Linked DNA regions of Homo sapiens: region 2 is linked to region 1. A link is a contact called in ENCODE Hi-C or POLR2A ChIA-PET data. All regions are on one chromosome and are shown on one strand. The core of a region is the stretch at or near the end of the contact, and the rest is flanking DNA. Distances in the headings are between cores, read along the strand shown. Region 1 holds the start of MOB2 (MOB kinase activator 2). Region 2 overlaps BRSK2 (BR serine/threonine kinase 2).

Region 1 (7,333 bases), core at 2,436-4,935:
GAACACAGACACACACCACTATGCCTGGCTAATTTTTACATTTTTTGTAGAGATGGGGTCTCCCTTTATTGCCCAGGCTGGTCTCAAACTCTTGGGCTCAAGTGATGGTCCCTTCTTGGCCTCCCAAAATACTGGGATTACAGGCATGAGCCACCATGCCTGGCCATTTTTTTTTTTTTTTTTTTTTTTGAGACGGAGTCTTGCTCTGTCGCCCAGGCTGGAGTGCAGTGGTGCGATCTCAGCTCACTGCAAGCTCTGCCTCTCGGGTTCACGCCATTCTCCTGCTTCCGCCTCCCGAGTAGCTGGGACTACAGGCGCCTGCCACCACACCCGGCTGATTTTTTTGTATTTTTAGTAGAGACAGAGTTTCACTGTGTTAGCTCGGATGGTCTCGATCTCCTGACCTTGTGATCCTGACCTTGTGGGAGGCCCGTCTTGGCCTCCCAAAGTGCTGGGATTACAGGCGTGAGCCACCACGCCCGGCTGCCTGGCCAGTTTTTAATATTTTCTAATGAAAAGAACCAGGGCTCCTTGGAGAAGGGGCTGATTCCCGGGCTGGGGCTGGGAATGCAGGGGGAGCCTGGAGCACCCTGCAGTGCCAGGAAATCAGGACATGCCCCAAAATGAAAAGTCTGTTGATGGGGGTGCATCAGGGGACCCAGCAGCTGATGGCAGGAGCTCCCCAGGGCCAAGGACGGACAGTGTGATTCACAAAACAAAGTAGTGTTGTGTTCTAGCTCGGAGTGCAGCCTCAATAGCCAGGACTTCATCCCAATATAAACAAATGGCTGAATATATAAATGAGTGACCAAGAAGAGGCCGCTCTCTGGTGCCGAACTTCCAGTAATTCCCGTAGCTACTCCTCCGTCAGGGTGGTAAGGGGTGGTCCCCACCCCTTCAGTGTGGTCTGCGTGCAGCAGCTTCGTTCGAGAGCGCGGTGCGGGGCGGGGAAGACGAGAGCGTCTTTGCGTGGGGAGGCCTGGCAGTCACAGCCTCAGCCAGGAGATCGGGAGCACCTCCCGCGATGAGCCGTGCTGACAGGACGGGCCGTGGGCACGGGGCGACGAGGGGGACATTTCCCTCTGTGCTCTTCCTACCCACACCCACAGCCCAGCCTCGTCGTGAGGAGAGCAATGGATGGATCCAGACGTCTGAGTCAAGTTTGGACCTTGCTGCATCAATGTGGATTTGTTCATTGTTAACAAACAGACCATCCTAGTGTAAGGGTTAGCAATAGGAAGAGTGAGTGGGGGGCCATGGGGATTCTGTGTTTGCAGTTCTTTGTAAATCTAACACTTTTCTAAAACTAAAAGCTTATTAAAGGTAAAATAACCTCTGACACAGACACATGGCCCGTGCCCCCTGCCCCGTCCCGCCTTGGTTGCGACCGTTCCCCCCTGCGTGGTGCCTCTGCCCCGCTCCTGTGCTCTCTGTTCCTGGCCAGCTCCTGGCCCTGGCTGTGCCCAGAAGGTGCTTTTGCTCTTCCTTTTCTGGGGTGGCGGGGCCAGGCCACACTGGCACCCGTCACTGGCCTGCGGGCCTCTGTGGCAGCTCCTCGTGGAGTCTGCAGAGCCTGCTCCAGGTCTGCTCCTCTTCCCAGTGCAGTGTCTGTCGCTCAGTGTCTGTGGGTTCCAGCTGCCCCTCACCCTACCCCACTCCTGCCCCACTACCTAAGTTTTGATCAATAGGAATACCTGCTCCCTGCACGTGTCCCCCAGTGAACAAACACAGATGAATGTGGACGTTCCTCTGGCGCCAGCCCAGCCCTCTCGGGACAGTGGCATAAGCCACAGAGCTGCCGTGTGCTGACCAGACCCACTGGGCACACTTGGTGTGCTCCCCCACCCTACCGGGCACCTTGTCTTGACTGTTCCCCCGCCCCCGTGCCACCCTCACCACTGCCTTGCCTGGACCAGACTAGGCACGCTTGGTGTGCTCCCCCCACCCTACCCGGCACCTTGTCCTGACTGTTCCCCCGCCCCCGTGCCACCCTCACCATTGCCTTGCCTGGTTGCCTGGCTTCTTGTGCCCGAAGCCTCCACCATCCCCAGCTTCCTTTATGCTCTGCCCTCCAACCCCCAGCAGCTCATTCTCCCTGTCATGGGCCTCTGCACGGCCTTCTCTGTCCAGGCCATGCCTCCCGAGAGTGGGCAGGTCTGCGTCATGCACCTCCTGGTCCCAGCCCTGCTACTCACGGGGGCCTCCCCAGGCCTGGAGCCCGCTCTTCCTGTGGCTCCCTTTGCCACTTGGGTGACCTGCCAGCACCTGTGTCCCTGCTGTTGGTGGAGCCCCCGAGGGCAGACCGGCAGCCGTGAGCACGGTGCCTAGGTGCGTGTGGCACCACAGGGCTGTGGGATGGCCTTGCCAAGGCAGAGGAAGGCCTGTGGGCGCATGGACGTCCTGAGCCTCACCGGGCTGTTTGTTCTGTAGAGACCAGTTACGCACTGCTCAGAGCATGGCTTAGGGACTGGCCTAGTGGGGAAAATGAAACTGCAGCCTGTTGGGCCTGCTGCTGCTGCTGCTTAGGGAGGCGGGGGCCGGCCTGGGGCCATCCTCTGCTGTGGCTCCTGGAGAGTGTGTCTGTGCTGGGTTGGTGTGCTGTCTCCCCGTGCGCCCAGGCTGTGTGTGTGCGTGCAGTCCAGACACCACAACTCCCATGGGGGCTGGTATTGATGGGGGTGAGCCTACCCTGGCTGCTTTCCTGATGGCTCTGTGCTCCCCGCAGCAGCTGGTACCTCAGGCTGTGTCCTGACTCCTACAGGGCTTCACACCGACAGAGGTGCTGGGACAGCTTCTGAGGGGCAGTGGCTGGAGATGCTGGGGTCTCTTGATTGGCAGGAAGCACAGGAAGTATGGCTCCCATGCGGGTGGGGGATGCTCCTGATGACCCCGTGTTGTCAGGGGGCTGTCACTGCCAGTGGGGTCCACGCTGACTCAGGATGAGGAGAGAGCATTGCCCTCTCAGGTGTTTGCATTTTCAGGATGTGGTGGTCTCCTGTGTGCAGACCAGCCAGAAGGAAGGCCGGGGCCGTGCCGCTCTGTGCGCCCCCATGGGGAGCTGCTGTGGGCATTTCTGTTGGGCTGGGTGCCCTGTGGTCCTGGCTGGCAGCAGCCTCAGCCCAGCACCGTCCAGGCACCGCAGAAGCTGGTCGGCCCCTTCTCTCTCCAGGGCCATCCAGCAGGAAAGCCACTTTGAGTGCCTCCAGCTGCGTACACACTGCAGGGCAGGGCGGCCCATCTGTCTGTCCGTCTGTCCGTCCCTGGCCCGAGCACTGACTGGGCTAGGCTGGGCCGGACAAGGGAGAGGGGAGTGCCATCGACCTGGAGCTCGTCAGCAGAGTTGCTGCCTGTGTTCAGAAGGCCTTTCCTGGGGGCTTGGCAGCAGAGGACCTTGAGGTGGAGCCCAGGACCTTTCTGATGGATCCTTCTTGCAGGCCAAGGACGGCCCTGTCCCCTCCCTTCTGGTCCCACCCCCACCGCCTCTTCTGGCAGCCTGAGGTGGAGCCCAGGACCTTTCTGATGGATCCTTCTTGCAGGCCAAGGACGGCCCTGTCCCCTCCCTTCTGGTCCCACCCCCACCGCCTCTTCTGGCAGCCTGAGGTGGAGCCCAGGACCTTTCTGATGGACCCTTCTTGCAGGCCAAGGACGGCCCTGTCCCCTCCCTTCTGGTCCCACCCCCACCGCCTCTTCTGGCAGCCATGCCACTTGGAAAAGGCCAATTCAGACGCTCCCTCGTTTCACCAGCCTTGGCCAGCCCTTGCCTCTGGAAAGGGGGCAGCTGTTTGTCTCTGCCAGGCGTCCCATTGGCCAGGGAGTGAGGCTGGAGGGCCCGGCAGCAGGCATTTGCGAGTGCTGGCCAGCCGGCACCCCGCCCCGCTTCTCCTCCCCACCTTCCCGTCGCCCACTCATGCTGGGAGACCACTGCAGTCTCCCTGAAGACCAAGCCCGGCCCGGCCAGTCCCTGCAAAGTGGACTCTGCTGCAAAATGGTGCTTCAGGCTGTCAGCAAAGTGCTCAGGTAACACCTGCCAGCCTGGCTGGGGGAGGGGTGTGTAGCACATCTGTCTGCCCTGTTCTTGCCCCCAGGAAGGAGGTCAGGGTGGGGAGGCGGCGGACTGTGTCCGTGGCTGCCCTCCCAGTGTGGCCGGCGGCTGTGCAGCGAGCTGTGCTGGGCCACACGCAAGCTGTCCAGGGCAGAGGCGGCTGTGCAGTCCCGGGCCAGCCTGGCGGGTTTGCTCTGGAGCCCTGCCCAGTGGGGCTTTCCTTAGCCGCCTGCACTTCCTGTTGCTCTGTGGGAGAGGAGCGGGTCTTGGTGTCCTCGACCTTCGGGGTTGACCCCACCTTGCCGGCACAGGAGCCTGCCTTGTCCTCCCGCAACCCACAGGGTGTGGTTCCTCAGCCGCCAGCAGGTGTGCCTGTCTTTGTCCCAGCGTGCGGCTGTTTGTGCCCTGGGCAGGGGCTTCAGCCACCCAGGCAGAGGTGACCCGGAGTCTGTCCTTGTGTGGCCTTGTCCAGAGAAGTGGCATGGGGTTCCCGGGTGCCTATTTTTGTGCTGGCTGCCATAGGGATGTTGCCGGAAAATCCATTTTTGACATTTTTCTCACCTGTACTTTCTCTGACCTGCTGCGGGGGTGCCTCCCTGCCCACACCACTCAGCTCGGTGTGTGCAGGGGCGTGTGTGGGAGTGTGCGCCCAAGTGTGTGGGAGCGTGCACCCGTGTGTGTGGGAGTGTGCACCCGTGTGTGGGCATGAGGGGCCGGGGGAGTGGGGCAGGCACAGCCAGCTGCAGCAGTGAGTGTGTCCTCCCGGGTGGGGTTGCCTGGTGGGGGTGTGAGGCGAGCGTGGCCTGCTGGACGTGCCCTCCAAGGGCCGGGGGCTGCGGCACCCGTGTGCATCTCCGTGCCTCTGCCTGTCCCTGGGCACCCGGCTCCATCTTTCTCTTCATAGGCTCCTTCCCTATCTCCCGATCACCTGTGCATTCAACAGGGAGGGCTCCACAAGTAGACACAAGAGTGCCGGCCGGTGACCCTGCCTAGGATGTCCTATCTTAAGGTGAAACTGTGAGGTTTTGGAAATGTGTGGGCAAGTTGGCAGTACTCGTGAGTTCAAATCAGGAATGGTGCCTGACATCAGTGGTGTGAGGGGACTGGCGTGTGTGTGTGTGTGCCTGTGCCAGTGTGTGCTTGTGTGTCTGAGGCCAAATGCCGAAGGCAGCTCCACAGGAGACACAGAGGCAGGCCTGGAGCCCAGCCAGGCCCTAAGGAAGACGGGCGGAGTCCCTTCCCTGGGGCTCAGGAAGGTTTCAAAGGAAGCGATGAGGAAGCCACCTTGGCTGGGAGCTGGATGCATGGAGGGGCCGAGGCGCAGTGGAGCATGGTGGCCACGTGGGGCTGAGGTTCTAGGACAGCAGCAGCACCTGCCTGTTTGGACGTTTGGTCTGGGATGTCTGCGGGCGTTCCTTGTGCCATCTTGGCTTTTTCCTTCTCAATGGGCCTCTGCAGAGGGCACAGTAGGCTGGTAAAAGCTCGCTTTGTCTGGGGCTGCTGACCTGTTTGGGGGGGCAGACAATTAAACTCAGAAGAAAAGAAGCCACACTCCACAGCTTCCAGCTGGCTGAAGCCTGTGGGCAGTGCAGGCTGTGCTGAGAGATGGACAGGGGCTCCGGAGGCCTTCCCACCCCTCAGCCTGAGGCCGTGTGACAGAAGTGGGATCAGCACCCAGGGAGAACTCGGGTTAGAACACGGTGTTAGAAATGCAGTTTTCAGGCCCCCCCTCAACACCCAGAAGGCCACATCAGAAATGTAGGGGTGGGGGTGGCGCCAAGCACCCCAGCATGTGGTGCCCTCCCTGCATGTTGGGGTGACAGGAGGTGCCCGTGGCGTGCACCCTGGGCAGCAAGGTGTGCTGAGACCCAGGCTCTGTACCGGGTGGCTACTGGGGGCTCTGCCTGGCCGGGTCTTGGGGGAAGGGGTCACTGGGAGCCTTGACTTTCAGGCTCTGGGTGGACCAACCAGCACTGACATTCACCCGAACCAAGGAGCATGAGGGGCCCGGTGCAGATGGCTGAGTGGGGTCCAAGGACCATGCCCTCCTCAGAGGCGTCACCTGCGGGCCTTTCTCCTGCACCCCACACGCTGCCTGGTCACCGTATTTTCCAGGCCTGGGCTTGGGGACTTGTATTTCTGGGCCCCTCGTGCCTGCCCCACCCCTTGGCGTTGACCTGTGGTGGGAAGTGCCAGATGAGGGCCACCTCCTGCTGCTGCCCACTCACCTCAGGGTCTACAGGCTCGACTTCCATAGCAAGCGTGCTCTGGGCGAGTGGGGGTCTCTGAGCCTGGAGCACCCCATTCCTGTGGGCCGTGGGGCCTGGCCAGGATTCCATCCCTGTGATAATGAAGTTGACACTCGTGGCAAAGGTGCAGGGCACTCGGTTGTGCTGTCCTCGTCCCTCAGGGCGGATGAGGAGTGGGCGGCTCCCAGCCCACTCCCCAGCTCCCCCTGCCTGTGAAGCAGTGTGCACCTGCTGTGGGCAGGGTGAGACCCCCTGTGTGTTGACTGTGTGGTTGTCTAAGTTTTCCACGGGAGCCCAGCAGCTCTGATGCCTCCCTGTGCCCCTTCCCTTGCCCACCAAATTTGTGTCTAGCAGGGATTGCCTCACTTCCCAGTAGGGATCAGTTACGTGCTGGGTGCCAAGGAGGCCGACTGGCACGTCATGGGTACCACTGGCGAGAATGGGGAGGGTGGCATTTGACAGGCTCTTAAAGGACCAGGAGAAGTTTGCTAGGCCTGGTGTAAGATGGGCAAGTTGGCAGAGCAGCAGCTGGTGCCCACAAACAGGGTGCAGACCCCTGTGGCAGGCAGGACAGGTCATCTAGAGCAGGGAGGAGGGAGGTGAGGCTGGTGAGTGTGTGGGAGGCAGGAAGGAGGTGGTTCCATCTGGCCCGGCCCTCCTAAGTGCATGGTGCCTGCCAGGCAGGACCCAGGCTCAGAGCCCACCTGTTGGAATAGTGTGAGGGACTTTGTTTTGGGGGCTGTGCACACAGCATCTGCCCTTCTGCTTCTTCCAAGTGGTCACGGAAGCCCTGTGGGTGGGCTGAGGTCCAGGGTCCACTCCCCAGTCCCTTCAGCGCCATCTCTGTCCTGCCTGCGGCCGGGGCCTGCTCCCACAGTCCTCCCTCCACATCGAAGGACTTGGTCTTTCTGTGCCCCGGGGCTCCTAGCCAGCAGCACAGGGGGAGCTGGGAGCAGGGCGCAGGGCCTCGGCACTTCCCTGGGTGAGGGGCAGCTGGGCCACTGAGGCAGTGACTGGGCAGACCTCTGGGCCTGGACGGCAC
Region 2 (7,210 bases), core at 4,445-6,944, 49 kb after region 1:
GGTTTGGGGAGAGGCCAGGGCAGGGTTGAGGGGGCCAGGGTCTCACCACCAGCAAGGCGAACAGGATGACGCCGCAGCTCCACACGTCCGCCTTCCGGCCGTCATACTTCTCCCCCTGTGGACAGCAGTGCCCGGGCTGTTGGGGGGCGCAGGGCAGGGCGGGGGCCTTGGAGGGCCTGGGCTCAGAGGGAGTCGGCCCGGGGACAGGCAGCCTAGCAGCACCTGGGGGTGCGGCAGGCTGGGGTCCCACCAGGGTCAGGTCCCCGCCACCCTGGGCCCCACAGAGCTGCACGCGGCGGCGCTGACTCACCCGGATCACCTCGGGGCAGGCGTAGTGGGGGGACCTGCGGGCAAGGGCAGAGGTCAGCGGCGGGGCTCCGGGCGCTGCCAGGCCCTCCCCCCAGGGTGATGGTGCACCGCAGGGCCCTCAAGGAGGCCTCCAGGGCTGTGGTGCCAGACGCCCCCACATTCCCTGCATCCCCAGGCGGGCTTTTGGGAGGAGATCAAGGTGGGGCACTGGGTCTCTGCTGCGCCCAAAGCTGTCTGCCCACTCGGCTGGGCAGGGGCCAGGGGGTCCCCAGGAGAGGGGCATGTAAGTGGGTCCCAGCCTCTCTCCCAGGCAGGCCAGGGCCAGGGCTGTACCCCTACCCTTACTGTGCCGGGAGGCCTGTCTCCCCACCACCACCAGGCTGTGGGGTACTGGGAGGCTCAGGCACATTGTGGGGGGCCTGCCTGTGGGGTGCCGGGAGGCTCAGGCAGGCTGGGGGCCTCTCAGTCCACTGGCTCCTCTTCCCCCAGCCCAGCCTGTCCCCCAGCCTCTCTCCAGGGCAGAGGGCCACGTACCCACAGCTGGTCTCCAACAGGCTGTCGCCAACCTGCAGGGACGCCATGCCAAAGTCTGCGATGCGGATGTTGTTCTTCTCGTCCAGCAGGAGGTTTTCAGGTTTCAGATCCCTGTGGCTGGGGAGGAGGGTGGTGAGGCTGAACAGGGCCAGTCTCTGCCTTGAGCGCCTCCCCGCCCTGGAGACCCCCTGCCCAGAGCCCACTGCCTCTCCAAACGCCAATCACACATAAGGGCCAATAGCAGCCCAGCCTGGTGATGTCATAGGCAGCCAATCAGAAGTCGCCTGCCTGGTCCGTTTGGCTCTGGCCTTTGGTCAGGCATCCCTGTTTCTCCTGCCATGCCCTCCTGCACCCTGGCAGGCTCCTTCCTGCCCCCTCCTGCTCCCTAGCACACCTGCTCTGGCCTAGACCAACCTAGGGCCCCCAGGCACGTAGGGATGCAAGCAATGGCCCCTGGAAAGGCCGAGGGGCTCCCAGAGTGCTTGGGTGGGTGCCAGGCAGAAAACTTCCCGACACACTGCCCACTCGGGAAAGGGGAGGTGCAGGGGGTCCTCAGGGGGAAAAGGGAAGCACCTGGTGCACATGGTGCACTTGAGAGGTAGCTAATGGGGTGGGGGGGACAGTGCACTTGAGGGGTAGCTAATGGGGGGGACGGTGCACTTGAGGGGCAGCTAATGAGGAGGGGATGATGCACCTGAGGGGTAGCTAATGAGGGGGATGGTGCACTTGAGGGGTAGCTAATGGGGGGACGGTGCACTTGAGGGGTAGCTAATGGGGTGGACGGTGCACTTGAGGGGTAGCTAATGGGGTGGACGGTGCACTTGAGGGGTAGCTAATGGGGGGGAGGGGATGGTGCACTTGAGGAGTAGCTAATGGGGGGGACGGTGCACCTGAGGGGCCACTATGGGGGGACAGTGCACTTGAGGGGCAGCTAATGGGGGGGATGGTGCACTTGAGGGGCAGCTAATGAGGAGGGGATGATGCACCTGAGGGGTAGCTAATGAGGGGGATGGTGCACTTGAGGGGTAGCTAATGGGGGGACGGTGCACTTGAGGGGTAGCTAATGGGGTGGACGGTGCACTTGAGGGGTAGCTAATGGGGTGGACGGTGCACTTGAGGGGTAGCTAATGGGGGGGAGGGGATGGTGCACTTGAGGAGTAGCTAATGGGGGGGACGGTGCACCTGAGGGGCCACTATGGGGGGACAGTGCACTTGAGGGGCAGCTAATGGGGGGCACGGTGCACTTGAGGGGCCGCTAATGGGGGGGATGGTGCACTTGAGGGGTAGTTAATGGGGGGGATGGTGCACTTGAGGGGCAGCTAATGGGGGGGAGGGTGCACTTGAGGGGCCGCTAATGGGGGGGACGGTGCACTTGAGGGGTAGTTAATGGGGGGGATGGTGCACTTGAGGGGCCGCTATGGGGGGACGGTGCACTTGAGGGGCAGCTAATGGGGGGACGGTGCACTTGAGGGGTAGCTAATGGAGGGGACAGTGCACTTGAGGGGCAGCTAATGGGGAGGAGGAGATGGTGCACTTGAGGGGCAGCTAATGGGGGGCATGGTGTACCTCGGAATAGCACCATAGGGGGTGTAGTCCTTGGGGCACAGGGGGCATCTGTGGTAGCGCACTGGGTGTGGGGGTCCCTGGGGAGTGGGGGGCACCAGGGGTGGGGCCTCACCATATGGAGTGGCTGTGGCAGAAGTCCAGCGCAGAGATGATCTGCCGGAAGAACTTCCGAGCCTCCTTAGGCGTCAGCCTCCCCTTCTTCACCAGGTAGTCGAAGAGCTCACCACCTGACACGTGTTCTAGCACCAGGTACCTGCAGGAGACGGGGCCACCAGTGCGCCCAGCTGTGGCTGCCCGCCGCCCCTCCTCATCCCAGGGCCTCCCACAGCCGCCTCCTGGCCCAGCCTCTCTGCAGGCCGCCCCCATCCTCTTGCTGGCTGGGGGGGCAGCTGAGAGGAGCCCTGACTATGGTGGATCTCAAACCATCTGGGCTCCTGGGGGTGGACCTCAAATGAGTCTTCAAGGAGCCTGGGTTGGGGTGGGGTGGGGTGAGGGTGGAGGGACAGGTGAAGGGATGGTTCTGGGGGCACAGCCGCCAGGGAGGGTTTGGAACCCACAGGCTGAGTGTGGCGGGTGCTGGGGCCAAGGCTCGGTGCATGGGGTAGCCTCGGGACTCTGCCCTGCCTGCTCTGGCCCTCACACCCTGTGGTCCTCAGTGGCACAGGCACCGAGCAGGGAGACCACGCAGCCGCATCCAGGGGCCCAGGGACTGTCTGGGCCTCTGTGGGGGGAACAGGAGGTGTGAGGGCCAGGGGAAGGGGGTGAGGAAAAGGTTGGCCTGGCCCTCCCCTTCCTGCCCTGGTGGGCTCCCAGCACCGCCCCCGTGGGGTCTCAGCCACATGGAGGGTCCTGAGGGGCTGGTTCCTGGTGAGAGGCCCGTGGGACGCTGCATGCAGCTGCTTGGGGGCCGCTCCACCCAGGCTGAACCAGCTCGGGGGGGAGGCCTGTGAGGGTGGTGGCCCCTGGTGTGGCTGTGGTGATGTAGGGGGGCTGTACAGCCAAGGGGGTGGCACCTTGGTGCATGCTCAGAGCTGCCGTGCGGACTGGGATGACTGGCTGTCCCAGGAGCTGGTTTTGGCAGGAGTCAAGGGCCCAGTGTGGGGATGGGAGCAGAGGTTGTGGTGAAGCCCCCAGGGCAGGGGAAGGTGTGAAGCCCCCAGGGCAGGGGAAGATATGAAGCCCCCAGGGCAGGGGAAGGTGTGAAGCCCTCAGGGCAGGGGAGGGTGTGAAGCCCCCAGGGCAGGGGAAGGTGTGAAGCCCTCAGGGCAGAGGAAGGTGTGAAGCCCTCAGGGCAGGGGAAGGTGGTGGGGGCCAGGGTGGGATTCTGGGCAGGGGGGCGGCCAGGCCCAAGGCTCAGCATAGGCCACATGGTGTCCAGAGGGGGTGGGACAACACCCAGGGCCAGACCTCGGGAGAAGCCGCGAGCCCGGCCATGCCCACCTCCTGGGCTCTTTCCTGTTCTTGGGCCTTGGCCTGCTGTGCCCATCCCCCCCGCACTCCCCTGCCCTCCCCTCCGAGAAGGCCTCCCCAGGACCCCACTGCACCGGCACCGTGTCACCATGAGGAAGCCATGCCCCTTGTCACAGTCCACCTTGCCAGCATCAGGGCCAGGACCACCCCCGCCCCCCCAGTCCTCTGGTGACAGTTTCTGAGCCCCTGCTCATGGTGGGGCAGGCGGGCTCCCCACACCCCAACCCTGGGTTTCCTCTCCCCAGCTACACACGAGCTGGCCACCTGCACATGCTCCCCACGAGAATGCAGAAACCCAGGCCAGAGCAAGCGTGGACGTTGCTGCTGGGGGAAGGGGAGCTGCTGGGTTCAGCCAGGCCCTCAGCCAGCTCACCCTGAGGGCAGCCCCCAGCCCAGCCCTGTATGTTCCCTGCTCCCTCAGAGCCTGATGCCTCAGAGATGCCCGGCTAGGATCACCTGGCAGGTCACGCCGCCGCCCTGGGACCAGCGAGGGTCAGATGAGGCTCAAGGCCAGACAGCCCTTGGGCAGCAGCGCCTCATCTGTCAGAAAGCCCCATCAGAGCACACAGAGGAGACTGCCGTGAGTGACCACTGTGCCCATTCCCAGGAGCTCCCTGAGGCTGGGTCTGGGGGGATGGGGTTCACAGCCAGGCATGCCTGGGACAGGGTAGGGATTTCTGCTGGCCTCAGCGGCTGCGGAGGTGACACTTTCAGCCACACTCAGCCACGGTCCAGCCAGGGCGGGATCCTGGTGGCTGTGCCTCGTGTGAGGGAGCCTCAGGGATAGAGACATGGCTCACTGCCCAGGGCTGGGGACGTCCTGGGCAGAGGCCAGGAGGCTCAGCGTGGCCATGTGGGGAGGGCCAGGTGCTCCTGCCCCTTGCCCTGAAACTCCTATCTCCCCTCCAGAAGGTCCTGTTCCCCCTTGCCAGCCTCAGGCTGGTGGCTCTGCGAGCCTCCACAGACCAGGTCTCCGGTTTGGTCCAGAAGCAGAGACCACAGCAGCCTGGGCTGAGACCCTACCCAGGCAGGTGTTCATGCTAGCAGGGCCAGGGCTGCTGGGATGCAGCAGGCGCCCCTGGCCTCCAGCCCCTGTGCTCCCCAAGCCCCAGACACCCACCCCTGCAGCGACAGCTGCCACCTCCGCCACCCCAGCTCTTCAGACCCAGCAATACCTACAAATATTTTTTGTTTTCATAAACGTCGTGCAGCTTTAGGACGTGGGGGTGCTCAATGAGCTTCAGGATCGCGATCTCCCGCTCCACCTGCATGGGAGAGGCCAGAGAACATCACGCTCACAGGGCTGGGGCACGCATCGCTCCCCACAGACACTGCCTTTGGTGCCAGCTGTGGGGGTCGCAGGGGCCTTTGGTGCCAGCTGTGGGGGTCGCAGGGGCCTTTGGTGCCAGCTGTGGGGGACGCAGGGGCCTTTGGTGCCAGCTGTGGGGGACGCAGGGGCCTTTGGTGCCAGCTGTGGGGGACGCAGGGGCCTTTGGTGCCAGCTGTGGGGGACGCAGGGGCCTTTGGTGCCAGCTGTGGGGGATGCAGGGACGTGGGCTGCTCAGCTGGGGCCCTGGCTGGTGGAGAGGGCAGAGGGCAGGGGCCTCAGTGGAGGGAGCCCAGGCCGCCGGGCTGACACCAGCCTGTAGGGCTGAGGACTGGGGGCCCCTGGAGCAGGAGGGCCCCTCCCCACACTGCCCAGGAAGGCAGGCAGCCTGGGCCTCTCTGTGAGCCCAGCCTCAGGAATGGGGCCTGGAGCTGTTGGAGATAAGGCCTCCCAGGCTCCCAGCCAGTCGGATGCAGGGCCCTTCCAGGCAGGCTGTGCCTGGGCTCCGCCCTTCCTTACGGTGGAGGCCTCACAGGAGGAGGGGCCGGGACAGGCCTCTGTGGGCCCCATGAGGTGGGGGCAGGCATCCTGTTGTGTGTGGGACATACAGTAGGTGTGCAGGCCGTGGGCAGGGCACGTGCCCCCCATCCACAGGCTCCCAGCTGGTACTGTCCCCCAAGTGGGGAGGGCCCCAGGGAGGGGCAGAAGTGACCCCAGAGGGCACCTGACTCAGGACACCCAGTCCTGCTCCGAGGTAAGGGCAGGGCCCCCTCCCTCAGACATGCAAGCCTGGCCACGGGCAGCTGGTGCTCCGCCCAGCACAAAGAAGTGGCCGTGTCAGTGGTGGGGCCAGTGAGGCCACGGCCTGGGGTCCCAGCCCTCAGGAGCCAGCGTGGACCAGGCTTTGGAGCTAGGGCCAGTCTTGTGATGGGGTCCCAGCCCTGGCGAGTTGGCCAGCCTGTCCCCAAGTCCTTCCCTCCCAGGCGGACATCTGTGCACAGCGCCTGCAGGTGACAGGGACACCTCCCCTTTCCCGCATCCCCAGGCCCTCCTTTAGTCGGGGCTCACAGGCACCTCCCAAATTCAGCATGGGACTCTCCCCAGCTACGCCCCGCACTGGATCTCTCTGCCAGGCGCTGTCCTGGCCCCATCACTCCCAGGGCCTCTGTTTCTCCTCCAAGGCAGGGTGGGACCCTGCCAGCCCCATCCAGGCAGCCCTCAGCAGCCCTTAACCCCACCCCCACCTCCCCATAGGGTCCCCAGGCCTCCCCAGTTTAGTCTGGTTAATTCCTCCACACCCCAGCAGCTGGGGGGTGCCCAACATGTCACAGTCCCCAACCCTTAGCACCTTCCACAAGCCTCCCCTCTCTTGGCCACTCCCACTGGCCTCGTCCCCGGGTCCTGCCCCACCCGCAGCCCTGCATGCCAAGGAGCGAATGGAGAGGAAGGGAGAGGAGGGGGCTCGACTGGCCCCAGTGCTGGGAGGGTCGCACGCTGCCAGCCCAGGTCCCACTGTGGGTGGGACCCGGAGCAGCTGGGAGCCCCAGCCTCTTCCTCTACACCCAGGGTCAGGCTTCCCAGCAGCCGGGGCCGCCCCCTCCCCACTGAGAGGTGGGTCACAGCCCAGAAACCCTCCACCCAGGGGGCCTGCCTGGTCTCCATGGTGACCAGACACCACCGGATGGAGCCGACGGAGGCCAGGCCCCAGTGGAAGAGGAAGGTGCAGCTCCCCTCTGCCAAGCTGTGCCCTGGTAGGAGAGGGGTGCTCTGAGGCAGGGAACTCCTCTCCATTCTAGCTGGGAACACTGAAGCCCCGCCTGCTAGCACAGCAGGTCCTGCAGCAACTGAACTGCCCAGCTGCAGCCTGTCCCCTCAGGGGTGCCCACTCTGCTTGGAGGCAGGAGAAAGGTGGGCAGGGCTGGAGGGAGGAGCAAGAGCAAAGGCACCCTACCAGGGGACCAGCAGGGGTGTGGCGGCCCAGGAGCCTGCAGGGCCCGCCCCCCC

What was found. A loop is a pair of places that touch in the nucleus more often than their neighbours do. ChIA-PET counts read pairs that join two places held with the same protein, here RNA polymerase II (POLR2A).
Region 2: a map of cardiac septum shows a loop between it and region 1 (5-fold over the local background). The contact joins the enhancer-like site here to the promoter of MOB2 in region 1. A Hi-C loop is called at or near these places in 3 of 168 maps with a recorded cell type or tissue (breast epithelium, cardiac septum and posterior vena cava). POLR2A ChIA-PET finds 5 or more read pairs at or near these places in 1 of 52 experiments (SK-N-SH).

Annotation. Positions count from the first base shown.
Region 1 is chr11:1,483,131-1,490,463 of GRCh38, reverse strand. MOB2 (MOB kinase activator 2) reads left to right here and starts at 3,685. Exons shown (of 5, transcript NM_001172223.3): 1 at 3,685-4,017. The coding sequence starts at 3,908.
Region 2 is chr11:1,436,240-1,443,449 of GRCh38, reverse strand. BRSK2 (BR serine/threonine kinase 2) reads right to left here. Exons shown (of 20, transcript NM_001256627.2): 3 at 5,059-5,144; 4 at 2,522-2,662; 5 at 844-960; 6 at 311-344; 7 at 47-115. Among named protein-coding and RNA genes, the nearest start is that of MOB2, 47 kb to the left of the region's middle. RefSeq lists an enhancer at 5,864-6,602. Within about 2 kb of position 5,694, at least 2 of the 41 ENCODE cell types and tissues checked have a DNase peak (open chromatin) inside an H3K27ac peak, as active enhancers do.